2 separate regions of the Homo sapiens genome follow, and region 1 is linked to region 2. A link is a loop called in an ENCODE intact Hi-C map of the cell type or tissue named here. Cell type or tissue: heart left ventricle. All regions are shown on one strand. Each heading gives the region's core, and the rest is flanking DNA. Links, peaks and the distances in the headings are about the cores only.

The links. Hi-C counts contacts between places; a loop is a spot of excess contacts. Peaks named below come from ENCODE experiments on the same cell type or tissue, not always from the same donor. Only the 100,000 strongest peaks of a DNase experiment are listed, where the experiment ranks them.
Region 1: a loop joins it to region 2, with 4 times the contacts of the local background. A loop is called at or near these places in 21 of 110 quality-filtered maps.

What each region holds. Positions count from the first base shown.
Region 1 is chr3:172,809,203-172,826,350 of GRCh38, forward strand. It overlaps ECT2 (epithelial cell transforming 2), which reads left to right. Exons shown (of 25, transcript NM_001258315.2): 23 at 6,402-6,509; 24 at 7,489-7,635; 25 at 10,946-12,272. The coding sequence ends at 11,035. Among named protein-coding and RNA genes, the nearest start is that of ECT2, 67 kb to the left of the region's middle. RefSeq lists a silencer at 16,044-16,244. In heart left ventricle, for the core only: no CTCF peak of the experiment used is centred there; no DNase peak of the experiment used is centred there; H3K27ac peaks cover 1,511 bases.
Region 2 is chr3:173,028,643-173,045,790 of GRCh38, forward strand. The region is part of intron 3 of SPATA16 (spermatogenesis associated 16); the gene reads right to left. Among named protein-coding and RNA genes, the nearest start is that of SPATA16, 100 kb to the right of the region's middle. In heart left ventricle, for the core only: no CTCF peak of the experiment used is centred there; no DNase peak of the experiment used is centred there; H3K27ac peaks cover 782 bases.

The sequences.
Region 1 (17,148 bases), core at 4,561-12,560, 220 kb before region 2:
TCCTTTCCAAACTTATAACCCTAATACTGAAATGAAACATTAACAGAAAATTTTTCTTATAATCTATTGAATTACTAGCCACATGATGGCTAATAGTACTAGAACTGAAATATAATAACATATGGAAGAAATTCATAAGTAAAATTAGCCACAAGATGGCAGCAAACGTTTAACTATGTTCTGACTTATCCTTACACTACAAAATTCTTTCAATCTATTGAAATTTTGTTCTTAAGAAATACGTTTGTAAATTCAGGTACTCGGTGACTTTGGTTGAGCCCTTTCCTGCGTTTAAAGTTCTACATATAGTAAATGTTTATAAAGCCCTGAGAATTTTTCCTGTGAAGATAATGTGTGTGTATATCTACACACACACACACACACACACACACACACGCACACACACACGTGAAAGATGTAAAAAGATATAAAAATCTCTGATTCTTTGAATTAGTAATTTTTGTTTTTGGTACCCTGTATATATATAATTTTTTGGTACCCTAAGTAACCTGAGCTTTCTTAATTAAAAGAGTAAAATAAGCACAACTAATAAGCACAACTATTTTATTCTATACTATTTCATTTGTCGTGTCCGCTCATTAATGATGTAAGAGTTAAAATTATCAGGCTGAAAGAAAAGTTAATCTGATACCATTAAGTTTGAACCTAAGGCCAAGAGCATGACTGACTGATTCTTGGTCGAAGCATCTTAATCGACTTTCTCCCCATGGATGTCATGTCCCATATTTTGTTATTTCAGAATCTAAGGATTAAAGTTTAAATCTATTGAAGATCTTATGTCTCAGAATCCTTATGTATGTATTTTTGGTCTCTTGCCAACATGTAACCTTTAATTGCATGGTCTGTACTCTAACATTCATATATTGCCTAAGATAAGCTGGTAGCTTTGTGGAGGCCATTATGATTTCTGACCTCTAATGTCAGAAGTATAATTTTATTAATAAGTAAATTTAAGCAACGATAACCTTTCCCGAAGTTTGGTTAGTTTAAAAGTAACTTGATAATTAAATGCCATGTGCTACAATTTAGTACTTTTGCCGCTACCTTTATATTTCTTTTGAAATTTTTCAAAACTTTTCAAAACTTATCCTACAATGGTTAAATAAATCACCATTGGCTACTTAAGAGTTGCAATCTTCATTCTGAGTTTTTAAACTTGTAAGTAGAATTTCTAACTGCATGAGAAATAGACCAACGATTGGACATATATTAAAAGTTTGTGCTTGTATGCCAATAATATTTATAATGAAGTTAGTATGATTTGTATTTAAAACTATAATTATTCTTCCATTTATTAGGCATACCTAGTAAGTTGTTAGTATAAATGTCTGTTATTGATACCACTTTAATTTGGCCAAATCAGAAGCTCTAAGTTATAGAGTTTGAGGAAAACACTGAGGCACAGGCTAAAGGGAGGGGACACGTGATAGTAGATAGGATCTGGGGGTTTGAAGACTAGGGTAAGAGGAGAGCTTAGGGAAAGGGGAGAAGTGTCTCATAACTCACGAGTAAACAGGTTAATTGGCTTAAGATGTCAAATGCTAGAAAATTTCCTGGGAATTAACACCCATGAATAGGATTTCAAAATCTATAGCTGAGGCTCAGTTTCTCCTGAAATTAATATTATATATCTCAGTGGGAAAGATTGACTACTACTTTTTAATCTTGAACTCAGCAGGTCTGTCTTCAGGTACATGTGAATTTGGAGTTGATTGAAAAACTCCTGCCCTTCCAAAGCTTCTTTAATGCTTGACATACTTTGAATAAGTCAGAAAATGTTTTTGGAATTATAGTAAGTATCTATTAAAAATGTGTGTTCTCAAGTCCAGCAGAACTTAAAAGTAAATAAAAATAAAAATGAGTTTTGGCTAATCTATCAATTTTACTTTTATTTTATTTTATTTTTTCGTCCTTGTCCTGGTACATATTATATTTTAGAAATTTAGGGAAATAGACTAAAAAGCAGAAAGTTTTTTGTCTTCGTTGTTTGTTTTTAAAGAGAGAATGAGAATTATTGAGAAAGAATGAATAACAAATAAACCTAGGACTACTGAAGATAAGTTTCCCCGACTTTGCACTTTTGCCTGTGATTTACCCTATCTACCTTCCTCTGTGCGGAGAGCACTAAAGGAAGTACTTCATATTTGTATCTTAGCAAAAATAATATATTTTATTATATTCTTAGCCACTAGTGAACTAGCAATATGTTCACCCTTTCAGTCATTCTGAACTCAGAATCTTCTAGAAAGGTAAAAAATCTTGTATCTATCTTTCCCTCCCCTAAGTCAGAAGCAGTTTGTTAGTTCATTGAGAGAAAGCATGAAGCCCCTGGTTCCATTTTTAGTTCATTGATGGTTATTAATACTTAGTCATAGTTAAGATAACAATAGAAAAAAATGAGAAGCTCCTTTATTAGCATTTGCTAAGGATTTAAATTTCAGGGGCCTTCATTAAAAGAGCATTTCAGCAAAATTAAACACACTTGGAGTTTAGTTTCATTACATATAAAAATGGATACATTTTACATCAAAGAGTAACTTACCAATGTTTAGTTTAATAGTCATGCTATGATTTTTACTGTCTATTAAATTGAAGGATAATATTTGCACATAAGAAAAAAGATCAAATATACAACAGTATACTGCAGTAAAATATGTCTCATACCCCTGTCTGGCTAATCTGTCTTTCTAGGGGTATGACTTTTGATACTTTCTAGAAATATAAGCATAGACATATGTACATTCTTCAAAAATGTATTTCTTTTTTTTTTTTTTTTGGGAGACAAAGTCTTGCTTCTGTTACGCAGGCTGGAGTGCAGTGGCACAATCTTGGCTCACTACAACCTCTACCTCTGGGTTCAAGTGATTCTCGTGCCTCAGCCTCTTGAGTAGCTGGGATTGCAGACGTGCACGACCATGCCCGGCTAATTTTTGTATTTTTAGTAGAGACGGGGTTTCACCGTGTTGGCCAGCCACGCTGGTCTTGAATTTGTGGCTTCAAGTGATCTGCCCCCCTGGGGGCCTATCACAGTGCTGGGATTACAGGTGTGAGCCACCATGTCTGGCCAAAAATGTATTTATTAGATTTATTCCTAAGTAATTTTCTCTTTAGAATGCAGTCATAAATGGATATTTTACCTGTTTCTAAGCTGTTTTGTAAATAGGTGACTCTTTGGTATATGTGTGTTATTTTGTAATCAGTCACAGTTAATAAATTATCACTGTTTTTAATTATTTTCCAGCTAATTTTACTGGATCTTTCAGCTTTCAGTTGAAAAAAAAAGTCATAAGTTTACCAATTGAAAGGAGCATTGATAAGTTACTTTATAGTTTAAAAATAAAACATAACAGAAGAATATACTTTTGATTTTTAATTCATTTTATTTATAATGACATAATTGTACATGTTTTGGGGTAAAGTGTTATGTTTTGTTGCATGTATACATCGTATAATGACCAAATCAGGGTAATTACCATATCACTGTTTTCTTTAAGGAAAATATATTTAAATGTCAAAACATTCTTTTCTGAATTTGCCTCTATATCTTATGGACATAAGAAATTCTATCAAATAGTAGGTTTTTAGTATATATCTGTTGATTGAATGAGATAAAAATTGAAATAAAAATGGAATGAAATCAAAGCACAATTAAGTTCATAAAAGTAAGGATACAACTGAGCTTATCCATATATACAGTAGTATAGGAAATGTGATCCCTCTACTATGAGATATAGGAAATCCTAGTAGTGTAAAACCTTGCAGATATGTGTGGCAGAGCTTGAATCACATTCCTCAGTGCTTTGTTTCTTACAGATTGACATAAGGTATCAAATATTCAGTTGTTTTACAAACGATTACCTAGATAGTTCACAAGAACCAACCAAAAACTATTAGAATTAGTAACAGAGCTTAGTAAGGCAGCCAAATAAAATATAAATGCATAAGTATCAAGAGTTTTCCTTTATGCTGGCAGTAACCAGTTAGAAAGTGTAGGAAATGAAGACCTCTTTTCCAATAAAATTTGATATAAAATATCTGTAAAACATGAAAAAAATATATACCCAACTAATAGTTTAAAGCAATACAGATAAAGATAGCATTATATCAATTGTTTTTACAAATCACATTGTAAAAAAAAATTGAAGGAGACCATTGAGGGCTAGTGAGGCAGGATAGATTCTTTCCTGTTCTGACAGAGTATAGGTTGAAGCAGTATACCCTTTTTCCATCAGGAACTTTTCATATTCTGCTTTTCTACCGCTAGTGTTCTAGTATAGAAAATTACCAACATGTGGTTTAATATTTTCGTATACAAAGACATATACTTTCATTTATTTCTTTTTATTGTGGTAGAATATACATAACATAAAATTTACCAGTTTTAACCATTTTTAAGTATATAGTTCATTGGCATTAAGTATATTCATACTGTTGTGCAATATCACCACCATCTGTTTTTCGAGCTTTTTCATCTTCCTAAACTGGAACTGTGTACCCATTCCACAGTAATTCCCCATTACTGCACTCTAAATGCTCAAAAATAGTGGAATGATTAAATTAATTGTGGTATAATCAGAGATTTGTCAGCTCTTCATTAAGACTAAATCCTTTGAGACAAAAAATTACAGCTAATTGAAAAACATAAGATACAAAACTGAATAATATTCCAGTTTTGTTATGAAGAACATTTTATACGTGTAGAAATATATCTCTTAAGAAATATACCAAAGTGTAGATAGTAATTGATTAGGAGAGTTATGGGTAATTCGTGTTTTCTGAATTTTTCTTAACTCAAAAAGTAACATTAAATTGAAACAATATTGACATTTACAAGTACTATTAACTGATTTGTACAGGATAAGCAACCTAGAGTTATTTAGCAAATTGATCAAGTGGAAAGAGAGGTTCTATAGCAGGCAGAGGGGATGTGGTTGTTCAAATGACAAAATTAGGGAAGCTTTAGAATAACAAAAGCTGTCTATCTATCAGTGGTGGAGAGCTGAAGCAAGCATTATAATTGTTGAGTATAATATTTAACACTTTGTAAAGAGGCTTAACATTTCATTTCAAAGTACTTCTATGCATTATTTTCTTTTAGCCTTATGATTACTATGGGTTAGGTATACTAGATATATTCTACATTTTTAAAATAGAAAAAATTTTCAGAAGAAACAACTTTCACAAGGTTGTTTTTTCTCTGTCACCACAGAATGAATAGTCTTATAGTGCCAGCATAACAAGGCAATTTGGCTATTCATAGCCTAGATTTATAAATTTAAAGTGCAAATTGCTTATAGGACTATACAAAATCATTTTGTCTAACTTGCTTTCTTCTGAAAATCCAACCATAATTTGGGCAAGTAATATTTTTAATTACTTAGAAATTAATTGTCTTGTTTAAGTGGTTCAGTGGTTCTTGGCCTATATGAGGTATTTTTAAAAATTTATTTTTAATTGACACATAACTACATATTTATGGGGCATAATGTGATGTTTTGATACATGTATACATTGTGTGTTGATCAAATCAGGGTATTTAGCATATCCATCACCTAATATACTCATTCCTTTGTGGTGTGAACCTTCAAAATCCACTATTCTGGTTATTTTGAAATATACAATGCAATAATGTATTGTCAACTATAGTCACCACTGTGCAATAGAACAACAGAACTTATTTCTCCTTTCTAACTGTAACTTTGTGCCTGTTGACCAATCTCACTCCAGCTCCCACCCTATCCTGTCCTCCCCAGCATGTCAGCAGTGGCTGACCTCACAGAAGTACACAGTAGACTTGTGGTTATATGAGGTCTTTGATTCCTTTGGGAATGTGATACAAGCTGTGAACCCACTCTTCAGGAATATGCCCTTTGCACGTGTATACACAAAATTTTGCACCCAATTTCTGTTCATTGTCACCCTACCGGCTCTTGATCACAGGTTTAGAACCTCTGATTTAGAATCCTTACAAATGCTGATTGAGGACAAAAGGGTAAAGTAGGAGAAAGTCTAAATCTTAATTTGAGTTTATGTCAAGAACAGTGTTTGTGGTATTGGTTTTGTAGCCAACTTTATACTTCAGCATTAAGTTTAAGTCTGCTAAATTTCTAACTTGTTTCAGAGTTGTTAGATTTTATTTTGAGGTCTATTTCCAATTGCTTTGGTATCCATGACCCTTACAACAAATTACACATTTACTGAATGCTTATTTTTCACTATCCTTAAGTCAGTACATTTCAGGGTAGAAGTTATATCAAGCACATGAAAAGTCTTGAGTAGCTTCATTTATAAATACTCCCATATATAAATATGCTTAAAAGTTTGATTTTTAGAAACAGTTGTGTGTTTTTAAGATAACAAAAAGTATTATTTTTCAATAGGAGAATCTTATTTATACTGCTGATCCAGAATCCTTTGAAGTAAATACAAAAGATATGGACAGTACATTGAGTAGAGCATCAAGAGCAATAAAAAAGACTTCAAAAAAGGTGAGTTTTAGTGAAAGTATTATTTAGCACATCTCTAACATATTTTCCAGACTATATTCAAATAATATTGCTGCAAACACCAGTATAAAGATAGTTTATAAAACAAAGCTGTTCTTCGGTTCTAGGAAATGACCCACAGAAACAATAGTTTTACTTCAGTGACTTCCTTGCCACAGTAACTATAACTTGTTATCCCTCCCGTTACTGTAATAATGATGCTTCTGTGAACTATCCTGCAGTAGAAATGTACTGTTGGTGTTTTAGATTTAAATATGTGTGCACTCATCTTAAATATATCGCCACAGTTATTTTCAGCAAAGGGCACACGGTAGTCAGGGGACCTGACTATCTATTCCTGACTCTAGAAGTCTATTTTAGTCTTCTCGTGATGAAGATAACTTACTTACCTTATCAGAGTTGTTGAGGATTACATAAGTATGTTGATAATAGGCTTTTTTAAAGTAGCACTAGAATTTTAGTGTTCTAAGAGAGATTTACAGCCATATTCTCTACTGCTAGATTTACAAGTTTTGTTTTCTTTCCCTTGGTGGGGGGGCTTTGTATTTTAATAATTTTTGTATCTCCTATCATTTAACATTTATGATGTATAAGAGAAAAACATGTTAGATTATTATTCAAGTGAATTCCTTCACTCTTTCAATAAAGAAATGGAGGTTGAGGGGATTTTTGGATTAGAAATCTCACAACTAGACTGGCTGAATCAGAGAAGAACTTAGGTCTCTTCTCTCCCAGGCTAGATTTCTTTTCTCCTCCTCCTTCCATTGGACTGCAGTGCTCTCTAAATGAAAGTTTAAATAGTCTACAAATTTCCTCACTGTTTTGTGCCAAAGAGATTCTAATCCTGCCACATAGTACAGTAGAAAAACTTTTGCCATATATTTGGCTTTTTTATGTTTAAATATTCTCATCAGCTGTATTGAATTTGTCTAGGTTTAACTAATTGTAACTTAAACTCTAGGTTACAAGAGCATTCTCTTTCTCCAAAACTCCAAAAAGAGCTCTTCGAAGGGCTCTTATGACATCCCACGGCTCAGTGGAGGGAAGAAGTCCTTCCAGCAATGATAAGCATGTAATGAGTCGTCTTTCTAGCACATCATCATTAGCAGTAAGTTATTTTGATTTAATGGGGTAAATGACTTATTTATGAAGTTGTTATGGAATTTGTTAACTTCTAAAAATTGGAAATATTTCTTCCATTTTAAAAAAATTTTAATAATTTTATTTAACCCAGTATGCTAAAATATTATCATTTGAATGCGAATCAATGTAAAATTATCAGTGAGATATTTTCATTCTTTCTTATGTACTAAGTCTTAAAAATGTGGGGTGCACCTTATACTTACAAAGCTGGCTGCATTTCAGACTGGCTGTGTTTCAGGGGTTTCATAGCCACAAGTGGCTAGTGGCTCCTGGAAGGACAGCACAGCTCTGTACACTAGCACTGAAGAATCAGCATGGAAAGCATGATGCTAGGGGAGAGGAGTTCTCCCCTAGTGCACTTTAAACCTTGGCATCCTATCATACGTCATTTTTTAAATATTTATATCCAAACCTCTAACCTCTTTATTGGGTAAAGGCAACTGAGAAAACCCTACTATGAATGAACTAGAGACATACTTAATGTGTAGTTTATTTGATAGGAAATTTTACTGGGATTGAAATATGTTCTAAAATCTCTGAGAAAAGAAACGCGTTTCAATCTGGCCTGTCACTTTACTAATGTAAATAGCTATGATTCTGTTTATACAGATCGGTTCCAATGACATAGCAGAGACCGAGTTTTATTCCTTTTACTATTTTTGTGATGAGTAGAATATAATCTCTGAAACTGTATTTCAGAGGATGATACGAGTTCTAAATTCATGTATATTGTATATATATGTATGTATATTTAAAGTGTTTCCTGAACAATCCAAATTTCCAACAGTTTCAGAATTATTATTAGATATTTAATACTACTATTACTAAGTATTTGAGTGAAATATCTGTTCTTTATAAAATTATTAACCTACTGAAGTTAAGAAAAGCAAGTGACTGTCATTTCTTAGCTGTGTGTCCTGTAGCAAGTTTCTTATTCTCTCAACTGCATTTTTGCAGATGATGTTATATACTGAGGGGCAATTTGGGTGGTGATTAAGAGCATGGACTCTGGAACCCTAGTGTTCAAATCCTTGCTCTGCTATTTACTAGCTGTATGTGTTTTGGCAAGTTATTAACAATCTGTTTCAATTTCGTTGTCTGTAAAGTGAGTCTTAAGTAGTTATAAGGATTAAGCGAGTTATTATATGTAAAGTGCTTAGAACAGTACCTGGCACATTGTGAGTGCTCTTGAGTTTTATAAGTGATTTCTTTTTATTTATAAAATTTCCGCAGGTAAGACACATAAATAATACTCATTAAATATATATTTTAAAGTTGCTTAAAGTCTTCAGTTAACACATCAAAGAGTTATGGCTAAATCTATTAGTGTATTTATACAGGTTTTTCATCAACATTAATCTTAACCAATGGGAGAGAAGCTGCATTTAGTTGATAAAATGAATATATGCAAAGTAGTTTGGCCAATTAAAATTGACAAATGCAGATAAACATTAATTTGTGAAAATTAGATTATAGCTTTCTCGAAGCCACCTGTAGCAACTATTGTAAACATTTTCATCTTTCAAATGAAAATAAATGAATTTTATAGAAAATTTTAGAAAATTAATTTATTTATGGTTATGTCACTTTTAATAGACAGCATATGTAAGAAGCAGCTAAAATACCTTCAAGACATTAATGTCATCTTCTCAATTGCTTGTTTCTGTTCTAACAGATTACCCATTCTGTTTCCACAAGCAATGTAATTGGATTTACTAAGCATGTTTATGTTCAGCGCCTAAACTCTACTGGTGGGCGCTCTCAGTACTCCTGGTTTCAATCTGTACGTCATTCTGCTTTCCGAGCTAGTTTTTCAGAGATACTAGAAGGAAATACTGATTTTTCAAATTTCAAAAAAGTTCTTTCCAAGTCATCTTTGACATTTGTGAAGAATTAGGAGATTTGCCAACCACTAATGGAAACAAGCCTCATGAAGTTTAATGTGAGCTTATTAGCTATTTAAAATTTGTATTTGCGGGAAAAAAAAAAGGAACATATTTTTTCTCCAAGGAATCACTTATTTGGTGGGTGGGAACTTTGGAATTCACAATGTTATGACTGCTTTGAATTAATAACAATTTAGGTTTAATAGAGTTTCTTAAGTCCAGAAAAAATAAGTTCCATTAGAAATTTTCTTATTTAGGAAAATTATCATTTTAAAGAATAGTAATTGTCATGAGTAGTGGATTTATATTCCAAATCTGATTCTTAATGTTAGATTTATAGCATTTATAGAAAATTATGCTTTTAATATGCCAAATCATAAAAGTTCCATGTGAGGAAAGTGTAAACTTTTATATTATACATTCATATCATCATTTTGTTGATACTTGAATGGTTATACTTCATCAACCCAGCTTTTTAAATGCTTCATTTTACAACCTTGTTGATGAGAACTTAAGCCAATTACCTTACTAGCTCTTACAGTTAGCCATTTATATATGTTAAAACAGTAGCCTTATAATTTATTTTGATTTACAGTTATTCTTGAGTCTTTGCATGTTATTTGTTAGAGTTGTTTTATTTTAAAATTTTTAAGACTTCTCAGGGATGTAAAACTTAGCAATTTAATAATCACTGTTATCCAGAAGGATTGCTGTTTCACTCAATTTTTATACGGAACGAAATTTTAAAAATTATTTAAAAATATTTTTTAGAGATGGGGGTCTTGCTAAGTTGCCCAGTCTGGTCTCGAACTCTTGGCCTTAAGCAATCCTCCCACATCAGCCTCCTGAGTAGCTGAGATTACAGTGGAACAAAATTATATATACATATATACACTCTGACACTCACATATGTACATCTGAGTTGTACATATATTACAAACACTCTTTGAGAGTGTATGACTTAATTTTAGAAAATTATTTCCCATGAAGTGATTTCATTCCTTTTAATTCTGCTTTATGAACTAAGAAGAAACCTTGTTTGCCAATTTATAATTTTTTCTTTTATAACCTGAAACACTGAATCATTAATATTTCATAAAACAAAGTTAGGTATCACTACTAGCAATAGGCCAATATCTGTTCAGTTGAGTTAATATCTAGTTAACTAGTCTAGCTATTTGGCTTTGTTCTCAGAATGCTATAATAGTTTTCTTTTTTCTCCCTTTTCCATTCCCCTAACTTTAAAGAGTTTAGAATTGTCAGATGTCTTGTACTTAATTGTTACAGTAATTTGTAAAATGTAAAAATAATAGGCATGATACTGAACTGTATTTTACAATTTTTTTAAAGGAAAATTTAAAATATGAAATGTTTGTTTTGTCTTAACAGGGTATCCCTTCTCCCTCCCTTGTCAGCCTTCCTTCCTTCTTTGAAAGGAGAAGTCATACGTTAAGTAGATCTACAACTCATTTGATATGAAGCGTTACCAAAATCTTAAATTATAGAAATGTATAGACACCTCATACTCAAATAAGAAACTGACTTAAATGGTACTTGTAATTAGCACTTGGTGAAAGCTGGAAGGAAGATAAATAACACTAAACTATGCTATTTGATTTTTCTTCTTGAAAGAGTAAGGTTTACCTGTTACATTTTCAAGTTAATTCATGTAAAAAATGATAGTGATTTTGATGTAATTTATCTCTTGTTTGAATCTGTCATTCAAAGGCCAATAATTTAAGTTGCTATCAGCTGATATTAGTAGCTTTGCAACCCTGATAGAGTAAATAAATTTTATGGGCGGGTGCCAAATACTGCTGTGAATCTATTTGTATAGTATCCATGAATGAATTTATGGAAATAGATATTTGTGCAGCTCAATTTATGCAGAGATTAAATGACATCATAATACTGGATGAAAACTTGCATAGAATTCTGATTAAATAGTGGGTCTGTTTCACATGTGCAGTTTGAAGTATTTAAATAACCACTCCTTTCACAGTTTATTTTCTTCTCAAGCGTTTTCAAGATCTAGCATGTGGATTTTAAAAGATTTGCCCTCATTAACAAGAATAACATTTAAAGGAGATTGTTTCAAAATATTTTTGCAAATTGAGATAAGGACAGAAAGATTGAGAAACATTGTATATTTTGCAAAAACAAGATGTTTGTAGCTGTTTCAGAGAGAGTACGGTATATTTATGGTAATTTTATCCACTAGCAAATCTTGATTTAGTTTGATAGTGTGTGGAATTTTATTTTGAAGGATAAGACCATGGGAAAATTGTGGTAAAGACTGTTTGTACCCTTCATGAAATAATTCTGAAGTTGCCATCAGTTTTACTAATCTTCTGTGAAATGCATAGATATGCGCATGTTCAACTTTTTATTGTGGTCTTATAATTAAATGTAAAATTGAAAATTCATTTGCTGTTTCAAAGTGTGATATCTTTCACAATAGCCTTTTTATAGTCAGTAATTCAGAATAATCAAGTTCATATGGATAAATGCATTTTTATTTCCTATTTCTTTAGGGAGTGCTACAAATGTTTGTCACTTAAATTTCAAGTTTCTGTTTTAATAGTTAACTGACTATAGATTGTTTTCTATGCCATGTATGTGCCACTTCTGAGAGTAGTAAATGACTCTTTGCTACATTTTAAAAGCAATTGTATTAGTAAGAACTTTGTAAATAAATACCTAAAACCCAAGTGTATTTTATGTCTCATGTATTAATTTCTTCAAGGAAATTTTCATAGGCAAATATGAATGCTTGCATCAACATATGCTCTTTTGTGTACTTGCTTGCTTACTTGTTTATTCCTTCCTCCAGTAATATTTTTGATCATTTTATTTTACGAGGCTATCTGTAAGTTAGGAATTTTTAATCTGGAATCTACTTTGAGAAATGTAGATAGTGAATCCTATAATGTTTTATGCAAAATTTTGTGTTTATGTGCATATATGCATTTTTCTGGCAGAAAATACACAATTGTTATTTTTTTGGAGGTGGAACTGTTATTTTCCCCCAAAAGAGTGGGGTTTCCAGAGACAAGAAATGACATGAGATAAGGAATAAAGCTAGAAATGTATTGACTATACACTGGCAAAATATAGCAGGTAGTTAATTTTAATTTGAAAGGGAATGTTTCTGGTTTTTTACTGTTATCTATCTGCCTTAGGTTTTTAGACTATCCTTGTTATCAGATGAAGACAGTTTGCATGTATCATGTGTAAAATTAGGATTCTGTATCATGCATGGATATTAAATATAATTAACTTCTCTATTGAGAAAATCATAATTTAGGTTTTTATTAAGAGCACTTTTAGTTTCTTTAAGGCATTTAGGTCATGCAATAGTGTTTTTTCCAAGAATCCAAGGTTAGTTCAATATCGGAAAATTTATTTACCAATATGACTTACACTGACAAGTTAAAGAAGAAAGACATGTGATTTATCAGTAGGTTCCAAAAGGTTGTTTACAGAATCTTAGCCACTGTTCTTAATAAAAATTCTAAGGGCTTTTGGTACCATGTCTGAGTAAGCTACTACATTTAGAGTGCATGTTCTTCTAACAGAAACATCAAGCATTTCTTTATGAAATATAACCAAGAAATAATTTTCATATATAACTGAGGTTAAAAGAATAATCTGGAAATCCTCAGATATGAGAAATTAAGAACCAAAGCCATAATGCTAAGTGTAGACTGATACCAAAGACTAGTTGAAGGGATTTGAGGCTAATATATAAGCCTTAAAATGCTGGAACGTTGATCCCTGACTCAGCCTAGTTGAAGGTAAGATCTTAGTTAAGAGCAAAAGAGGAAATAAAAAGGCATGAGGAGAGTAAAGAGATGAAGTAAATAGAATGTGTACTCCAGGAACTGGAAATAATAGATCAATCAAAAAGATAATATAAGAAAGAACTCATACTGAATAATAGACATGACTTTTTAAAATAAACAAGCTTGATTGGAAAAAGAATCAAGTTGAACTTCTAGAAGTAAAAATAGAGACCTGGCTGAAGAGAAAACTAGTGACCTAATAGATAAATTTCAGAAAATTACCCTCACAAACCATTGAAAAGTACTAAGAAGTGTTTAAGAGATGTAAAAAATGGGACATGAATATCCAACAACCTATAATAGGATATCTGGAGAGAAAAATTAAAATACTAGAAGGGGGTAGAAAGCAATATTTGAAGAGTTGAGAGTTTTCTAAAAATAGAAAAACATGGAACTTAAAATCAAGCATGCACATTAAGTATTGAGCAAAGTCAATTAAAAAATTCTCACAGAGCGTTATAGTCAGTATAGGAGAAAAATAAATGGAGAGCGCTAACATGTTTATGAATAGAAAGATGTAAAAAGGATGTGAATTTTCATCAATTTAACCAATACACTTAATTTCAACTGAAAGCTTAGTGGATTTTTTTATGGAACAATACAAAATAGGTCAATATAAACAAAGTTAAAAACAGGTCACAGAAAAATGTAACTCAAAACAAAGGATTTACATTTAGAGTGTAAGGAGAACTCCAGTCTCTAAAAACAACCTAATAGAAAAATTCCCAGATGGTTCACAGAAAATTAGAAGTTACCATTAAACATGTAAGACTATCAACCTTAAAAGAGAAAGTTCATTAGAATTACACTAACCTACCATTTTTAATCATTAGAAATCTAAATATTTGACAGTGTTTCTGCTGGTGGGGCTGTAGGTAAATGTACTCTTACGTATGTCTGTTGTGAATATAAAAATGACTGCAACCTCCATGGAGGGAAGTTTAGTACAGGCACACCTCAGATAATACTGCACATTTGGTTGCAGATCACCACAATAAAGCAGCTATCTCAATAAAGTGAGTCACATGAATTTTTGGTTTCCCATTGCATATGAAAGTTATGTTTACACTATACGTAGACTATTAAGTGCAATAGCATTATGTCTAAAAAAACAATGTTCATACCTTAATTTAAAAATACATGATTGCTTACAAAAAAAAAGTTAAAGATCATCAGAGGCTTCAGTGGGTCGTAATCTTTTCTGGTGGAGGATCTTTAAAATATTTTTTATTTCTAATTATGGATACATAATATTTGTATTATGTATATTTGTATATTGATGGGTCCGTGTGATACATATTTTTCTTTCTAAAACTTCTAAGTTTTTCTCTTTTTTTTTTTTTTTTGAGACAATCTCACTCTGTCTCCACAGCTTCATATTCACCACTTATATTCTTTATGTTCCTTCCGCTGCTTTTCTTGAACCTCCTGAACAAGTTACCTTTGCCTTAAGGTTCTGAAAGAACTATCTAGCAGCAAAGGCTTATCCTTGTTCAAAAACAATTGCAGGCTTAACTAAATTAGTTGAGGCATCTTTAGATATTGTAGTAAGCTCACCTTTAAATCTGATGGTACCACGTGTATTAGTCTTTTCTTGCACTGCTATAAATACCTGAGACTGGATAATTTATAAAGAAAAGAGATTTAATTGGCTCCCAGTTCTGCATGGCTGCACAGGAAGCATGGTGGCTGCTTAGCTTCTGGGGAGGCCTCAGGAAATTTACAATCATGGCAGAAGGTGAAGGGGAAGCCAGCACTTCAGATGGCCAGAAGCAGGAGGGAGGGAGAGAGACGGGGAAGGTGCTACACACTTGTAAACAATCAGATCTCATGAGAACTCTTATGAGAACAGCACCAGGGGGATGGTGCTAAAGCATTCATGAGAAACTCACCATGATCCAATTACCTCCCACCAGGCCCTACCTCCAGCATTGGGGTTTACATTTCAACATGAGATTTGGGCGGGGACACAGATCCAAACCATATCAATATGCAATACACTTTTCTCTCCCCTTCTTACAGAAAAATTGGCATATAATAATTACTGTTCTACAATCTTGCTTTTATCACTTCAAAATATATTCTGGAAATCACTCTATATCTGTATATAAGTTCTTCATTTCTTTTTACAATTGCAGAGTACTCCACTGTGTGAGTGGACTCTATTTTATTCACCCAATCCCCTATTGATGAACATTAGTTTCTAGTGTTCTACTACCACAATGATGTTGCAAGTTTTATGAATAGGTCATTTTGTATTTCTGTTAGCATAATTTGCAAAACAAACAAAAAAACTACATGTGGGATTACTAGGTCAAAAGATCAGTATATAATTTTGGTAGATATTATGGGCATATTTTGTTTTATTGCACTTAGCAGATAGTGTGCTTTTGATAGACTAGAGATTTGTAGCAATGCTGCATTGAGCAAGTCTATTAGCACAGTGTTTCCAACAGCATGTGTTGACCTCATGTGTCTGTGTCACATTTTTGTAATTCTTGCAATATTTTATACTTTTTCATTATTATAACTTTTGGTGATCTGTGATCAGTCATCTTTGATGTTATTATTGTAATTGTTCTGGGGCACCACAAACTGCACCCATCTAAGACTGAAAACTTTATCGGTAATTGTTGTGTGTGTCCTGACTGCTCCACTGAACAGCTGTTCTCCAGTCTCTCCCTCTGCTTGGATCTCCCTAACTCCTGAGACACAATATTGAAATTAGACTAATTAATAATTAATCCTACAATGGCCTCTAAAAAATCAAAAGCTAGGAATTACTAAACTTAGTGAGGGAGGCATGTTGAAAACAGAGATAGACTGAAAGCAAGGCCCCTTGTGCTAATAGCCGAGTTGTGAATGCAAAAAGAGTTACTGAAGGAAATTACAAGTGCTATTCCATTGAACATGTGAATGATAAGAAAGTGAAACAGACTTATTGCTGATACGAAGAAAGTTTGAATGGTCTAGAGAGAAGATCAAACTAGCCACAACAGTCCCTTAAGCCAAAGCCTAATCCAGAGTAAATCCTTAACTCTCTTTCAATTCTATGAAGGCTGAGAGAGATAAGGAAGCTGCAGAAGCCTGAAGCTAGCAGAGGTTGGTTCATGAGGAAAGAAATGGTCTCCAAAACATAAAAGTGCAATGTGAAGCAGCAAATGCTGATAGGGAAGCTGCAGCAAGTTATCTAGAAGAGCTGGCTAAGATAACTGAAGAAGGTGGCTATGCTTAATAACAGATTTTCAATGTAGATGAAACAGCCTTCTGTTGGAAGAAAACGCCATCTAAGACTTTCTTTTTTTCTTTGAGATGGAGTTTCACTCATTGCCCAAGCTGGAGTGCAATGGCGCGATCTCGGCTCACTGCAACCTCTGCCTCCTGAGTTCAAGCAATTCCACTGCCTCAGCCTCCCAAGTAGCTGGGATTACAGGCACGCCCCGCCACGCCCTGCTAATTTTTTGTATTTTTAGTAGGGATGGGGTTTCACCATGTTAGCCAGGCTGGTCTCGAACTCCTGACCTCAGGTCATCCGCCCACCTCGGCCTCCCAAAGTGCTGGGATTACAGGTGTGAGCCACCTCGCCCGGTCAATCTAAGACTTTCATAGCTAGACAGAAGTCAATGCCTGTCTTCAGTGCTTCAAAGACAGGCTGACTCTTTTGTTAGGGGCTAATACAGCTGGTAACTTGAAGCTATGTTTATTGACCATTCTGAAAATCCTAGGGCCATTAAGATTATCCTAAAT
Region 2 (17,148 bases), core at 4,619-12,618:
GTTTGATCATATGGAAAAAATCTGAATATTTTAACTGCAAGCTAAATGATATGATAATATAATAGAGCTACAAAAATTGCACATAAAATTTTGTGCTAAATCAATATAACACATTGTTTTCAAATAACAAGTGATGTTTTCACTGAATTGTGCCTTCACCATATAGTCCCTTGAATTCATCTATAGTTCTGAGCATCTGTGAAGATCATCACCATATCGGAAGCTGTCTAGAATGAGTGATCTGGAAAACATAGTGTGTGAAGAATATGGAATGAAATAAATATGTTTAGAGAGTAAAATAATATCAGCCTCAGTAAATATATTCAAATACAATGCCCTTCCATATGGAATATAGAATAATTATTCTATGTAATATCAGATGAGGCCAGGCAAAAACCAGTTATAAAGCTACAAATAGCTCAGTTCAACATAAGGGGGGACTTACTAACCAATGATGCAACAGGCTTTCAGGAGAATTTCCTTTTACTGGAAACATTTAAATGATATTTAGAATGCCATCTGTCAGGACATGTAGAATAAATTCCTCACTGAGTGGGAGATAAGGCTAAATGACTTTCAAGTATATTCACGAAAATTTCTTATAATGCATTATCCAGCACTGTGAAGAGTCTGAGTTTTTTTTCCCTACTTGCAAACTAACAAGTTAGCTTGAAGCAGTTTTATGGAAGCTGGTAGAAGGTATGAGCCTCCAGGGTCAGAGACAAAGGACAGTTTATTGTTCACAGCAATAACAGTAATCAGAGTTTTTTTTTTGTTTGTTTGTTTTGTTGTTGTTTGTTTGTTTGTTTTACTGGTTCTCTGAACCATAGATCCCAGATGGTGGTGAAAGGAAGCTCAGGTGACACCTTCACATGCACTAGGTTGTACCACATGAGAAAAATATGAGTTTAGAGAATGTGAATATTTTGTAATGGGCTGTAAGGTTGCCTATCTTTTGCTCTAGGGGGAAACAGTACACCTGGCAAGGCAGTAAAAAGACTTGTCTTTCCTTCTAAGGCTGTTTGCCACACAACCATCTTTGAAAAGATAGTCTGGAGCAAAGACCAGTCAGCGCCTTGGTCACAAGATATGCAAAACTGCTATACACATGGGTAATTTTCTCCCCATAGGGATAGATTTTTATTTTTATTTTTATACAGGGCTTTGCTCTGTTGCCAAGGCTAGAGTGTAATGGTGTGATCATGGTTTACTGCAGCCTCAACCTTAGTAGCTGGGACCACAGGTGCATGCCACCACATTCAGAAATTATGGATAGCTTTTGTTCAGATGTGTAAGACCTATTTGTTACATTCATGCCATTAATAAATTTGAAAAGCATTCATAACAATGGGAAAATTAAGATATCACAGGTAAGTGACAGGATGCCTAATATTGAAGACAGAGTGGTTACTTTACTATCTATCTATCTATCTATCTATCTATCTATCTATCTATCTATCTACCCACCCACCTACCTGTCTATCTATATTCTGTCCTAGGAAGGGATTAAGGTAGCTTATAAAATACTTATGAAGTTAAATGAAAGTAAAAATAACTCACAGGAAATAAATAAAAATAAACAAATCGGACTGTATCAAAATTAAAAACTTCTGTTCATCAAAGGACAATATAAACAGAGTAACACAGCAGCCCACAGAATGGGAGAAAATATTTGCAAATCTTATATCTGTTACAGGGTTGATATCCAGAATATATAAGAAACTTCTTTGAGTTAACAACAATTTAAAAGACAACCCTGTTAAAAATGGACAAAGAACTTTAATAGACATTTTTCCAAAGGTGATATACCAAGGGCCAATAAGCATATGAAAAGATGTTTACATCACTAATTGTTAGGGAAATTCAAACCAAAACCACAATGAGATACCATCTCACACCCATTAGAATAGCTACTATAAAAAATCAGAAATAAAAAAGTGTTGGCAAGGATGTGGAGAAATTAGAATGCTTGTGCACTGTTTGTGGGATTGTAAAATGATGCACCCACTATAGAACAAAGTATGGAAGTTCCTCAAAAAGTTAAAAAATATAATTACTACATGATCCAGCAATTCCACTCCTGTGTATATACCTAAAATAATTGAAATCAGAGTCTCCAGGAAATATTTGTATCCTCATGTTCAAAGCAGCATTATTCAAAATAATCAAAAGGTAGAAGCAACCCAACGTCCATTGATGGATGAATGGATTAACAAAACATGGTATCTAACATACAATGGAATACTCTTCAGACTTAAAAAGCAAGAAAATTAAGACACATGCTACAACATGAATGCACTTCAGACATTATACTTTGTGAAATAAGCCAGACACAAAGAGAGAAATACTGTATGTTTCCATTTTCATTGATGTACCTGGAGTAGTCAAATTTATGGGGACAGGAAGCAGAATGGTGATTGCCAGGGGACAGGAGGAAAGGGGAACAGGGATTTGTTATTTAATAGGCATAGACTTTTAGTTTTGCAAGATTGGAAGAGTTCTGGAAATTGCCTGCACAACGTGAAAGTACTTAACACAATTGAACTGTACACTTAACACTGGGTAAGATCGTACATTTTATGTTATGTATATTTTACCACAGTTAAAACGACAACAAAAATAACTGAATGTGGAAGCAAGATTAAAAGTAGGGAGAGTTAAGATGAAGCCTGGATGAGGTTAGTGCACAAATATTATATCTTAAGATCCTAAAAGTTTGATTGAAATGACTACACATCTAAATTTGCTGGTAGCTAATGAAAAGAGGGTCGCATAGCCAGTATTAAACAAGCAATTGTTCAACTCAAGTATTTCTTGGCCTACAATCAGAAAGATGAGCTTATCCAAAGATGCCCTATAATGTAACAATCTGTGTTCTCAGTAACAGATTTACAGAAAAATCAGCGAGTGTTCCATATTGTTGCTTCTTAGAGAGTCTTTCAACATGGGCTGTTGGCATAGTACTAAATCTCAATCTAGTAACTTAAATTCTGGGGTAGGTAAAAAATGAGAATAGAAAGAAAACTTATGCAACAGTGCTGTCACTATACAGAGATTCAGTGAATCTTAGTGGTTTTGTCTTATTTAGTCAATTGACTTGCTACAAAAGATTGATCATTAGAATTAAATTAAAACTAAAATAAAGTATAATAGTCCTCTGCTTTTAAAAAGTTCATGCAGTCAGTTTAAATATCTTCAATAGATAATCAAGATAGAAAAATGGAATAACCCAATTTAATTTACATTGAGAAAAAGAACTGCTTTACAAAGTATTAGACCATAAAATTAGAAATAAAGGCATTGGATTTTGAAATAAGAAAATTACTGTAGATTATTGTCAAACAAAGCATATAGCTCTGCCAAAACACTAGCAGAGTATGTTTTTGCAAAAGCATGAAAGTAGAACCTAACTTCAGGGAAATAACAACAAGAAATCATTCTCAAATATTACTTGAGATCTCAGCATGTATGTGGCACAGCAGAAGAAAATGAGGTTTTGAGAAGTCAAACAGAAAACAACTCAAATATTGTCTTTCATGTTTTATCCCCAAAATTACAATTAATTCTGCAACTAATTAAATGTGAAAAATATTAAATTATTGAATTATCTCAAGTGAACAACAAACACCTATTTCTTGACATGACAAATAATTTATGAAATAATTACTTAAAAGAATTTGCTATATTGTCACAACACTGAAAAATATATAGTCAGAAAGAAATGTTATATGGTCTATCTTCTTTATAGAGCTAGTAATGAAAACACATTAAAAATCATCAGGATCTATGTTTAAGTATATTTTACTCTAAAATTTGAGTATGACATTACCTTGTTTAGGAAGACAGAATTTATAATTATACAGTGGGGGATTCAAATAATACATTTAATGGATCATCTATACCAAAAAATAAGAACTTTTAGAAGGGAGTCGCCTAGGGCTTCAAGCCTTCCATGTTCTTCATCCAAAGGAGTATTACCAGTTAACATGCATCAAATAACCATCAAAAGTAGGTATGATTACTGGATCTTTAGAGGCATGCAGTGAAATGCCTTCTTGAGCAATAGAGAACATTTATTTTTTTCTACATTTCTTCGACTTTCTTACTCAGTTAATTACTCTTTATCCACCGCAGACTTCTCCATAATGGGAAGTAATACTCACCGTTATCATTCACCTTTATATATTCAGCACCTAAGTGAATGCCTGGCACATAATAGGCAGTCAATAAATGTTTACAGAATAAAGCAATGTTAATAAAGTGGCTGAACAACATTTCCTCAAGAGCCTCCAGAGAACCTAATCATATCTAAGGTTCATGAATGAGATCTACATCTCTTGTGACCTGAATATATCAAGGATCACTCTCCACCAACTTTTGTGCCTGTATCCCAGTTGAACATCAAATGTACACAATCTTACAGTTTCTACCTTAGGCAGATGTGATCAGGAACAAAAGGCAGTTAATGTAATAATATCAGCGTAGAGATAGATAAGTAGGGCATTTGAAAACAATTCCCAAGAAAAAATATATATTTTTTTATAATTTGAAAATCTGAAAAAAGATCCTCATCTTTGTAGACTGTAATTGTGTCTTTCCATTTTTTCTTTCATCTGTCAAATGCCTGGATAGAGTGAACGTGAAATAAATTCCCATTTATTTCTTCATCTACATTGTAATCCCGAGTCTGTCTGGTAAAAGCTGTTAGTAAATCACTTGGTCAGTTCTCCCAACAAAATAGTCTTTAAGTAATACAGTATATCAACCTATCTTTTGACATTTTCATTTTTCGTTCTTGACATTTTCTCTTAAAAAATAATACAGTGTTGGCCCTATTATCTTTCCTTTGGAGTCTGTGAACCAAAATATCAGCTATCACCTCTCTTGTAGAAAAGCTCTCAAGGTTCAGAAACCAAAGATGTAGATGTAAGGCCCTACACATCTGTCTGTCTAATACTGGAGGGGAGGGTGGAGGATTGGTGATGGTGGTTCAAGAGCAGTGTGTTGAGTTTCACATGTTTTTTTCCATTCGCTGTGTTACTTGGGTGAGGTTTATTTTATTTTAGTTTAGTTTTTAGGGGGGACGGAGTCTCACTCTGACACCCAGGCTGAAGTGCAGTGGCATTATCTTGGCTCTCTGCAACTTCTGCCTCCCAAGTTCAAGCGATTCTCCTGCCTCAGCCTCCCAGGTAGCTGGGACTACAGGTGTGCACCACCACGCCTGGCTAATTTTTGTATTTTTAGTACAGACGGGGTTTCACTATGTTGGCCAGGCTGATCTTGAACTCCTGATCTCAAGTGATCTGTCTGCCTCAGCCTCCCAAAGAGCTGGGATTACAGGAGTGAGCTGCCGCGCCTGGCTGAGATGTATTTTAGAATGATTACTTTGAAAGGTACAATGAATAAACTTCCCTCTGTTCTACCTATTGGAAATTACTTATGATTCATTCGGCAATAATTTTTGAGTATAAACCATGTTCCAGCCACTGTTCAGGTTTTAAAGAAAAGAGCCAGAAAGGTAAATACATACTTAAACTAATATTTTGAGTAGCCTTATTGTATGGAAATAAGTGTTTGTCTGCATTCTATTATTTTTTATGCTGCCTTCAAATAGCAAATTACACAAGAAATTTTAAAATGAACTGAAATATAGTATACTGAATTCCATTACATAATTTTATTGGATAATAAAATCATATCCTTATTTCTTTTAGAGTCTGAAAATTAGAGGGATTTTTGATGTTAGAGTCTTAGAATTAGAGGGAAGTTTGACAGAAAAATCAAAACAATTTGTCTATCAGGTATTAAAATTACTCATATTAACATCATAATTTTTTGATTCGTGGAAGTATTAAATTACATCCAGGTAACAATATTTTACCTACTTAAGCCCTTTGTGGCCCTTTTACCAAAAGAGAAATATTGATTGTTATTCCTACGCTTTATGACATTGTAGGACTTCTAAATATTGTCTCTGATTTTCCTTTGCTAAATTAACAGAATTAATGGGAGTTCCACAATGGACATTGTATTTATGTAGATAATGTCCAGCCCAGCTAAACCACCAGGTTATATAGTATAGTTTGAAAGTTTAAAGTCAAAATTTGAATTGGATATGGACTTTGATATGGGAATTATCTCAATACTGGATTCAAGGTTTAGTTATAGATCAAACTACTGTTTCTTTAAGTGATTCCCATTAAGGAAATCTACTAATTAGTAATATTATAAATGAATGTATTAATGGTTTTTCTTTGTAATACACACTCCTTTCTTGATTGACACCGATTATTAAATCTCTCATTTTGACATTCTGTCTTCTTTGGCTCACTGTATTGAGTCTCAACCTGTTGTGACTTGCACCAAATAGAGTGTCACAGCACATTACTTTGGAAAGAATACGCTTTCCAGATATTTTTAGTAGTGCTGCCATTTCTGTGAATATAATGACAACAGCATATATTGTGTTGTGTTTGTTGAAAATGCTACATTGGATACTAACTGACTAGCCCTCAACTAAGTGTTAACCTACTTGAGAGAAATAATAAAAATACATACATAACCAGTAATCAACACATCAAAACTTGAAACAGTTAAACTGTGCGATGCTTGCAAGGGAGATGGAAAAATAAAAGGTTTAGGAAGGGGATTTGCAATGATAGGACAATTTAAAACTTAAAAAGGGCTAATCTGGAAAGAAATCCGAAGAAAGTGAGTTTTGAGCTGCCTTTGAAATAGTCACATCAAAGGAAGGAAGGTAGAAAATTCAAACTGGGAGAGTGCCTCAGAAATGACTTGGTGATAGAGGATGATGGTAAGCCATATTAACAACCGCCCTGTAAATTAGCTTGGCTAAAGCAATAAATTGATCATTGGGGAAGGTGGGAGTCTATTAAGGGCTGTTCAATAGTGAAAGGATTTTTAATTTTATGAAAGAAACTACTAATGCTTCAGGGATTACTAAGAAAGCACATAATGGAAACACTTTTAAAGAAGACAACTATTGCAACTATTCTGATGAAAAATCCAAATGCTGGGAGAATGCCAAGGATGCTGTGAAAAAGTAGAGTGGTTCTCAACGTGCAGCCTGCAAATTTTCTATAGGTTCCTTGACATTTTCAGGGGGCTCATGAGGTAAATTTTCATAATAATATTAAGAAATTATTTTCCCTTTTCACTGTATTGACATTTGCACCAATGTTGCAAAAGCATGGTAGGGAAAACAGCTGGCTTCTTTGCAGGAAGCAAACAGGTGATACCAAACTGTTCTGGTATTCACTGAGTGTATTCTTTACCATTATGGACACTCAGCCTCTATTTTTTTTTTTTTTAATAAATTTCAATCCTTGAGTACATGTCTCTTTAACATTTGGTAGGATGATGTAAGAAGTATGCATCAAGCACTTCTTCTGCATACCAAAATATAATAGCTGTCTTGGGGAAAAGCACTTCTGCACTTGTTCCATTGTTTACATTTGTGAGCTGACTTAGGCACTGTTTCTATGGAACACTATATTTTACTTGGAAGAATGGCTAACAAATTATGATTATCAGACTTGAAATTTGGCAGACATTTTCTAAAAAATGAAATGTGTGCCTGTCACTTAAAGGAACACAACTGACAGTATATATTGCTAGTGATAAAATTTTGAGCTTTCAAGCAAAAATTAGTATTTTGGAAAACTTATATCTGTCACTGCGAGCTTGACAGTCACCTAATGCTTTAAGACTTTTCTGATGAGGTCGGTGATATTAACAACTGCAATTTAAAAATTTGGTTTTGCATAATGAAATGTGTCAACATTCAGAAATCTGCATGTTTTCTAAATGACCAACAGGTAATATTACTAACTCATGAATGGATAAACAATCCAATCAAAGTATAAGATGAACTAATGGCTTTTAATGTTACAGAGTACAACATTGATTGATATGGTTTCAGAATCCATATTGCAATTAATCATTAAGAAACTACCACTTGTCAAGTCTTGGTGTAGTATCAAAGAAGAATATTCAAGATTATCTGAAAAGACTATTCAAATTATCTTTCATTTTCTAGCTGCATACCTTGTGTGACATTGAATTTTGTTCATATAAGTCAACCATATTATAATACATTGAATGCAGGATCAGATATGAGAACTCAGCTTTCTTTTATGAAATCACTCTTGCAAAATGTCAATGTTACTGCTTTCATGCATGTTTAAAAATATTGCATGGTTATTTTTTCATAAAATATTTAACATGTAATGGGATTATCATTTTGAAGTGAGTGAGTAAATAAATATGTTTTAATTTCTAAGTTGTCATTTCTATATGGCAGATATTTATAGATGAGACTCACATAAGCAAAAACCCTTTGGGATCTTTAATAATGTTTAAAAATGTAACGACGTTAAAATATAAAATTATATAATGTTTAAAAATATGGTAAAATCCTCAAAGTTTGAGGATCACTATACAAGTAAATAGTCAAAATTTGGATGAAGGCTGTAACTACAAGAATGAAGATGAAGAAGCACATGGAACATGCTTGTTGGTTAATTTGCATTATATTACACCATCTTTTTGCCCTCCTTCCTAAGACTAAAATACCCTCTCTGCCTTTTTTGGGTACTACATGTGACTTCTCGATGTTATTTTCACATTATTTTCTTTCCACAAAAACCAAGAACTACTTTCCCAGAGCCTGTATGTGTTGAACAGATTCCACAAGGAAAGCTTATAGGAACTAGAAGTCTAAAAACAAAGCAAAATGATAAGGTTAAATGCAGAGTGAAGTATATATTTCTTTCATCTGCTAATTTCTCATTGTTAAGCACTCAAAAATCAAACACTGCTTTGAATTCAACTGTCTTCTGTGTCAAAGTCATATTTGCTAGTAAAAGCTTAATAACTGGTAATAACATAAGAACATTTCTATCCAATTGTAAAATTATTTTGCCTAGGTGAGCCAGGAAAGGTACATGGTCTGCATTTTCCCCAGTGAGGAAGAGTCATAAGAAAGGTGTATGTCACATCTATAACCTGTGAGCAAAGTTATAGACAGTGCCACCAAGGAGACATTTCTTCTCAAACTAAAGGTGTTATAACTTAACATATGGCTGCTCTTCAGTCTTCAACAAGAAATGAGAAAAGGTCACAGGCCCAAGAGAGGATGAATATGAAGAATTCTTGTCATAGCAACAGAAAAGAAAATGAGGAATGGTTTAAGGAAGTACAGCAATAACAGTATAGCCACAGGATTTGCAAAATGCCTGTTAAGGCTAATGCTATGTTGTCAGTAATGTAGAATATGTATGGAATATCCTAAAAAATATCCATATCCATAAAATACACATTCTTGAAATGTGAAAAGTCGAAGGGATAGCAGAGTGGTATCTGTTTGTAAGGTCATCAGCTCTTCAAAGGTAAACTACTAGAGTGAGGGTGAGTCATGCATACTCAACAAGAGATTTCTATCTGGAAAGGAAGTAGAAAGAAAATTTTAAATATCAGGCATAGGCTGGCAAGAGTTATAAAATGAGTAGGGGTTGGCATCTGAGTCTTTTTTTTATCTCCTCCAATAAAAACTGGTTTGTCTCTTGCTACTTGTAACCTTGTATGTAATACCCTATATAGTGACTTCTCCAAGCCAAGTGTCCCAGAAAAGACCATTAGGGCAACAAAACATTGAGGGAAGTTGCCTTGAGAACAAGACACAAACATCAGTTTTACAGTATAGCCTGGGTGAGGCCGATTCAGTGGGAATGAGCCTTAGTTCTTTAAAATTGTGCTGGTTAAATTTGGAAATGTGGATAGTCTTCCAGTTTTCTTCTAAGCTAATCTTTTAAAATATTTTTGGATATCTAGTATTCATCAGCTCTCTATGTTTCCCTAGAATTTCTCAGTTTTAGTGTTGGTCCTTACCTATTTCAGTTTTTCACCACTTGTCTGGAAATCTTTTTGCACGTAGAGGCAACAAATTGGGAGGCTAAAAACAGACATGTCCCCATGGGGACCATCAAAATAGTTTTCTCCTTGTTGATAAGCATTAAATAGACCAGCCATTCACTGTGCTAAATCGAGCAAATGTGCTCAGGAAAAGAAGTTTGTGAATTCTAGACTCGTAAAATTTCAGGCTGGTCACTTGAGGTGTTTGAAATGTCACAAGGGTGACATTAAGGCTGAAATTTGCACAGAAATTTTCCATTTGCAAAACATTTTCACATCTGTAATATCATTTGACACCTTTCACAAGTGTTGAGGAAGATATTGTCATGATCTTATGTTTAGAAATCTAGAAATTGAGGCTAAGGGCAATTATGTGACTTGAGAAAGTCAAGGCTAGCCAGCAGTTTTGCAAGGATTCAAATTCAGGCCTTTGATTTCTGAAGTTTGTTTCCCTACAGTACAAGGAATCTTACAACTTCTCTCTTTATTTGTAATTATAGAGTTAATCCTTGACAATCTAGAACTTTTTTTTTTAAACCCCAGGACACACCACTTACATGTGTTAGAACTTTTAAAATCTGAAGTACATGAATGCTTTTAATGCCCCAGTGAGAATTACAGAGGAAGAGGTTGCAGAAAAGCCTAAATGACTTGTTCAACTCATTAGAATGGATTTTAGAACTGATATATTAGAAAGTAAAAAACAAATATAAAAGAATCATCTTAAAATAATATGAATAAACCCACCCACAAGGAGTACCTGTGCAGCCTTCTTGCCAGCTTCAAGTGTCAAAATGAACATCTCCCAAAGGCAGTCCTCAGCATGGGAGCACACCCTAATCTGTTTTCTAAAGACCACATGGAAATCAAAAGCAAACAGCAAATCAATAATAACTAGTAGATTCACATTCTAAAGAGAGTCTCCCAACAACAGATGCATTGTTTCATAACAATACCACTCCATTATGCTCATATATTGTTTCCTCATTTATAAACTATTTTCATATTCATGAATAAATGGGAACAATAAATGCCAAGTGGCCACCGACCTCAGGGATAAGATGAGGTTAAATTTTAAGAAGAGAAAGAGTGAAAGCTAAGATGAGAAAGAAAACATCAAGCAAGATGATTATAAACTAAACTGCTATCAACTTGAATATAAGGGTAGAAGATAAAATGTCTGGGTGAAGAGCTGTGGGAGGCATGGCAAAGTGTCATAGAGGCAATACAGGAGTGCTGTATGCAGAGCTATTTTAATTAATAATTGCAAGCTCTGTTATGAAAAAATGATCAACATATGCATTTAAAAGGTGGTGAGTGTATTTAATATAAACAGAGTGTGATCCCTTTATCACATCTTTTGCAATTTGGAAGGCTCCTCAGGGAATCTGATCCACCTTCAGAACATGCCTATGATTAAAAGCTCAAGAGGGGCCTAATCTGTTTTTCTCTGTCTTTGCTATGTCTTTACATTTTCCTCTCTTATTGTACATAGTCATGGTTGTCTTCCTCCTCCAGCCCCCCACCTCCTTCTTCTCTTCTTCCTCCTCCTTTACTTCTTTAGTAAAGAAACCTCTAATAAGATGTCTTAGCCATCTGGATCCTGTTTCTTGTGTTCATACAAGAGAAATAAATGATGACCCTTAGAAACTTAGCCATTTTTATTTGGATAATATATAGCTATATTTAATTATTTTCTGGAATTTATTTGCTTTAATCTTCATTATCATTTTTCTTACTTTTTATACAAATAAGCCTATGTATTTACCCTGCAAGGCTATTTTATTAATTCATATGACAATCACAAAGAAAAGGGAGGATTTCAGGTATAAGAAAGGGGAGGAAAGTGGACGTATTTTAGTAGAGTCTCGTGATTTAAAAGTTGTGTTGTGTCAATATTGTAAAATAGACTTGCTAAATGTTATTATTCACAAATCACACATGAGGAAAGCAAGGCTTTACAACCCAGTGAGTGAAGTGGTAGCTGAATCTGAGTTCTATGAGTTCAAAGACAATGTCTAGTATTTCTCAATGCTACCATAACCTGCAAGAGAAGTCCTCCAGATTTTAAAGATGGTATGATTTTCATCATTTTCAGGATGAAATGACATGACAGCTAGAATTTTTGGAGGAAGGATAATGACCGTAATGCCATAGGTTTGCTGGGATGTAGTTTATTTGCCAGGGAAATGGTAATAAGAAAACCTTCTCAGGAAGTTAGTGGAGAACTAAGTGAGATAGCTTATAAAGGGCCCAGTTTCCACCTGCCACACGGTGGGTGTTCAATGAATGCTTGTCCTTGTTCCTGCTTGAGAACTATTTCTTAATGTAGTCAACTTTGCACTGCAGAAAGGTGTTGTATAATAGTTGTTCCCTACAGTAGAAACAAAGGAAGTATAATCTTTGCCCTTTCACAAAAATTAGCATCCTTTATATATTTTTTTAGGGTTTCAAGAATGAGTTGGAATATTTAATGTGATCTTCAGAGGAAGCATATTTTTATAGGTGGATTTATTTTGGGGGGAATACAATAGCAAGAGACATAAAGTACTAATGATCCATATAGCATTTTTATTTCTCCTGACTTCTCAAGGAGGCAAACTGCCTAACTTGCAAAAAGACCAACCAGGTATCTTTAAAATAGCAATGCCAGGATTTCCTTTTATTTTCTTCACACTGGCAAGCCCATACAAACATAAACTCATGCACACATGGGCACACACACAGACTGTTTGCTTATTTAATTGGAAGAAACAATCAGTAATCTATGAATCACAGAAGGAAGTAAGTAGGAAGAAACATTCTCTTCATTGAGCCTTTCTTTTAAGAGTTGATGAAAATGAGTATGGATAATGTAATGTCTTTCAGAAATGAATGGCAGTATCATCAGAACAACCACCCATATGTTTTCCCAAAGCAAGACATTGTGAGGTGTTAAGAGATATATGCAGGTAAGATTACATCCTTTCCTTTTGTGTTCCCAATTATTATCCCCTAGAAGCAGTAACAACACTAATACTTAGTAGCCTATATATTTGTTCATATCAAAAAACTGGCACCCGCAATGTTCCCTATTATTTTACTATAGTATTGTAGTTTTGTTTAAGTTCATCCGAGATCATGACAATTATTTTATCTAATGTTGTTGATGTGTTACATTTAGTGGCCAAATTTTAAACCCTCAGTTCTGGTAAAGAAGAGAGGGGAACATCACACACCGGGGCTGTTGCGGGATGGGGGCGGGGGAGGGATAGCATTAGGAGATATACCTAATGTTAAATGACAAGTTAATGGGTGCAGCACACCAACATGGCGCATGTATACATATGTAACAAACCTGCACATTGTGCACATGTACCCTAAAACTTAAAGTATAAAAATAAAAAAAAGAAGAGGTTATTGTATTTAAAATATCTCATTTCTTGATATCTGCAAGAAATTTGCAAAATTCCTATTACTTCTATTATGAATCAATTCATTCTAAAACTCACGGGTATCTGTAATGCTTTAAGCGAATATCACCTTTGATCATAATTATCCACGAAACTGTGATTGATAACACCCCAAAAGCTGTATTTTCATAGACGATTTCCAATTGTCTACTTTATTGAGTATGTTATGTTCAGAAGGGTATTTTATTTATTAATTTATTATTATTTTTTGAAACAGAGTCTCGCTCTGTCTCGCCCAGGCTGGAGTGCAGTGGTGTCATCTTGGTTCACTGTGGCCTCTCCCTCCCGGGTTCAAGTGATTCTCCTGTCTCAGCCTCCCAAGTAGCTGGGACTGTTACAGGTGTGTGCCACCACACCCAGCTAATTTTGTATTTTTGGTAGAGATGGGGTTTCACCATTTTGGGCAGTCTGGTCTTGAACTCCTCCTGACCTCAGCGATCCACCCCCCTTGGCCTCCCAAAGTGTTGGCATTACAGGCAGAAAGGCATTTTAAAAATAATAGTCTCCTTTATGAAAATATAGAGCTTATTTCTATTACCACTGAAAATTACCTGTATTTGTTATTGGTGGTGGGATTACAATAAAACACAAACCTGATATATTTTGATATTCAGGGATGCTTTTGAGCATTTTACTTATATTTAAAGAAGAGAAAACAGAGGCCAAGGGAAGTTAATTATGAAAGTCAAAGCTAGTAACTGATAAAGCAGGGATTCAAATCTATGCCTTTGTTTAATTTTGATCCATGAGTTACTTAGATGTGTATGGTTTAATTTCCAAGTATTTGGAGGGGTTTTCTAGGTGTCTTAGTCTTAAATTGATTTCTAATTTAATTACATTATGGTTAGAGAACAAGCTCTATAAGGTTTTAAAATTTTTGAAATTTTAATTGAGTCTTATTTTCATCTCTAGTAGTACACCTTCTCTTAAATTCTACTTTGGTAATAACACAGCAAAATTAAGCATTAAAAATAGACTTTTATGTTTATTGTATAGTGTATCATTTTTCATTTTTTTACTTTCAATGTATGCTTTATATAGATAGCATTTAGTTGAGCCTTGCAATGTAATCCAGACTGATGGTCTCTGCCTTTTAACTGGAATTTTCAATCAATGTACATATGTTTGATGTAATTACTGACGTAGTTTGATTGAACTCTGCCATCATGCTTCTGTTTTCCAGTATCTCATCTATTTTTTATTCTTTTCTTCCTCCTTTCTTGACTTATTTTCAGTTAATTAAATATTCATTAGTAATTAATTTTAAGTCAATTATTGGCTTTCTAGCTATAATTTTTATATTTTTAATCATTTGCATCTTTATCATAGTCTATTTACAGTTAATATTGTACCATTTCATGTAAAAAAGCCTTACTATAGTAAAATTCCATTTGTTCTCCCACCCACAGGCCTTTGTGATATTGTAGTCAAATATTTTACATTGGCATGTGTAATCTTATTATTATTTTTAATTTAGTTAATATAATAAAAATGCTATCATTTTCTGTTTAAACATTTATCTTTAAGGACATTTTGAAAAGAAAATACAGTCTTTTATATTTACCATTTATCACTTCTGGTACTTTTATATTTACCATTTATCATTTTCATATAATAGTCTTTTATATTTACCATTTATCACCTCTGGTACTCTTCTTTCTTTTTTGTAGTTCAAGTTTCAATCTATTGCCATTTCTTACAAGTTTCAATCTATTGCCATTTCCTACAAGTTTCAATCTATTGCCATTTTCTACATTTCTCTTTATTATTCTCAAAGTGCAGATCTGGTAAAGATTAATTTTTTAACTTTTATTTATATGAAAATATTTTCATTTTACTTGCTGAAAATCAAATTCTAGTTTAAATTTTGCTTTCGGCACTTTAAAGTTGTCGTTCCATTGTATTTTGGCATCCATATTTCTGATTAAGAGTTACCAGTGATTTGTATCATTGTTCCTCCTGTGTAATGCGTTGTTTTTCTTTGGCTGCCTTTAATATTTTCTCTTCATCTTGGGTTTTCATCAGTTTGATTATGATGTTCCTAGATGCGATCGTCTTTGAATCAGCCTCTCCTGCTGAGGCTTACTGGGTTTTCTTTTTTGTTTTTAACCAAAATGGAAAATTTCCAGAAATTATTTTTTATATCCTATTTTCTCTTTCTTCTTTCTCTGAGACTTCAATTACATGTATGTTAGATTTCTTGTTACTATCCCTGAGGACAGGTCACTGAGCCATTGATTAATTTTTAAAAAATCTTTTATTGTCTATCTCTTGTCTTTATAGTGGATAATTTCTATCGATTTGTCTTCAACTTCACTAGTCCTTTCTTTAGCATTCTCCAAACTGATGTTAAAGTAATAAATTAGTACATTTTAAAGGTCAGATATTTTATTCATCTATGCTAAATCTCCATTTGGTTCTTCCCATAGCTTCTGTTTCTTTGTTGGGATTCTCATCTCTTCACTCATTACAACTATTTTTACCTTAAGATCCTTGAATGTACTTTCATAGGTTTGTTGAAATCCTTGTCTGCCAGTTCTACATCTGGGTCTCGAAGATCTATATCTGGTTCTACATCTTGAAGTCTATTTCTATGGACTGCTTATTTTCTTAAGTCTCATTTTCCTACTTCTTTGCATGTGTGGTAATTTTTAACTTTATGCTGGATATTTTGGGTGAGACTTTGTGGGGAATCTGGATTATGACATATTTCCTGAAAAATATGTTAAGATGTTGAGGTTTTTTTGTTTTTGTTTTTTTCCCCCTGTGAGAGAATGCAATGGCAGATACTCTTGTTCTTGTGAAGCTTAGTTGTATTTTTTGTTAAGACAGGTCTATTTTGTCTTTGAATTTAATCTTAAGGTGTGGTCCTTTTGGTAGGTCATGGTCCTTACTATTATAGTATGATCTTTCTGGGGCTCAACTGAGTACCTGAGGTGCTGAGTGAAGTCTCTTTACCCTAATACTCCAACATTTCCAAGCACTGCAGGTCACCTAAGTATTTCCATTTAGCACTTAGTTCTGTGGCAGGCAATTTCTGCTGTATGGAATCTCTTTCCTCACATGCATGGCTCAGACCTTGGCTAAGAACTTACAGTAAATTCCCATGCAGACTTCTGTCTCTCAACCCTTTCACACAGCTACCTCTTTCTTGGCCATGTTTCCTGTCATTATAGCTTCCTTGGCAGCCTTGCTATTCTAATCTCGGCCTCTTCAGTTTGGTGAGACTGTAGTTTAACTTGATATCCATGTCCCTGAACTAGGGCAGAAAAATAAACCGAACAAAAAGCTGAGAAGATTATGGGGCTCATCCTGTGTATTTTCCTTCTTTCAGGGATCACAGTCCTGCTCTGACCATTGTCCAAGGCCTGAAAGCCGTTGCCTCTTATATTTTGTCCAGTTTTACAGTTGTTTACAGCAAGAAGGCAGATTCAGTACCAATAACTGTGTCACGGTTAGAATAAAAAATTCATGGGTTTATAATTATTTTTCACAAAACCTTGTGAAATAGTACTTGTGAAGTAAGTACTATTATAACCTAGTTTTTTTGAAAGTTAAATTCAGTCTAGTGAGTGGAGCAGTCATAATTTGAACCTAGGCAGTCACATTCTAGACGTTGTGGTCTGACTAAATATACTATGCTGGCTCTGCAACATAACTTATGTTGATTTCCTTCACAGCATTTATCATACTCTTCATCTCATATATATGCTAATATTTATTTATTTATTTACACTCTGCTACTTCTGCTGGTGTATAAGCA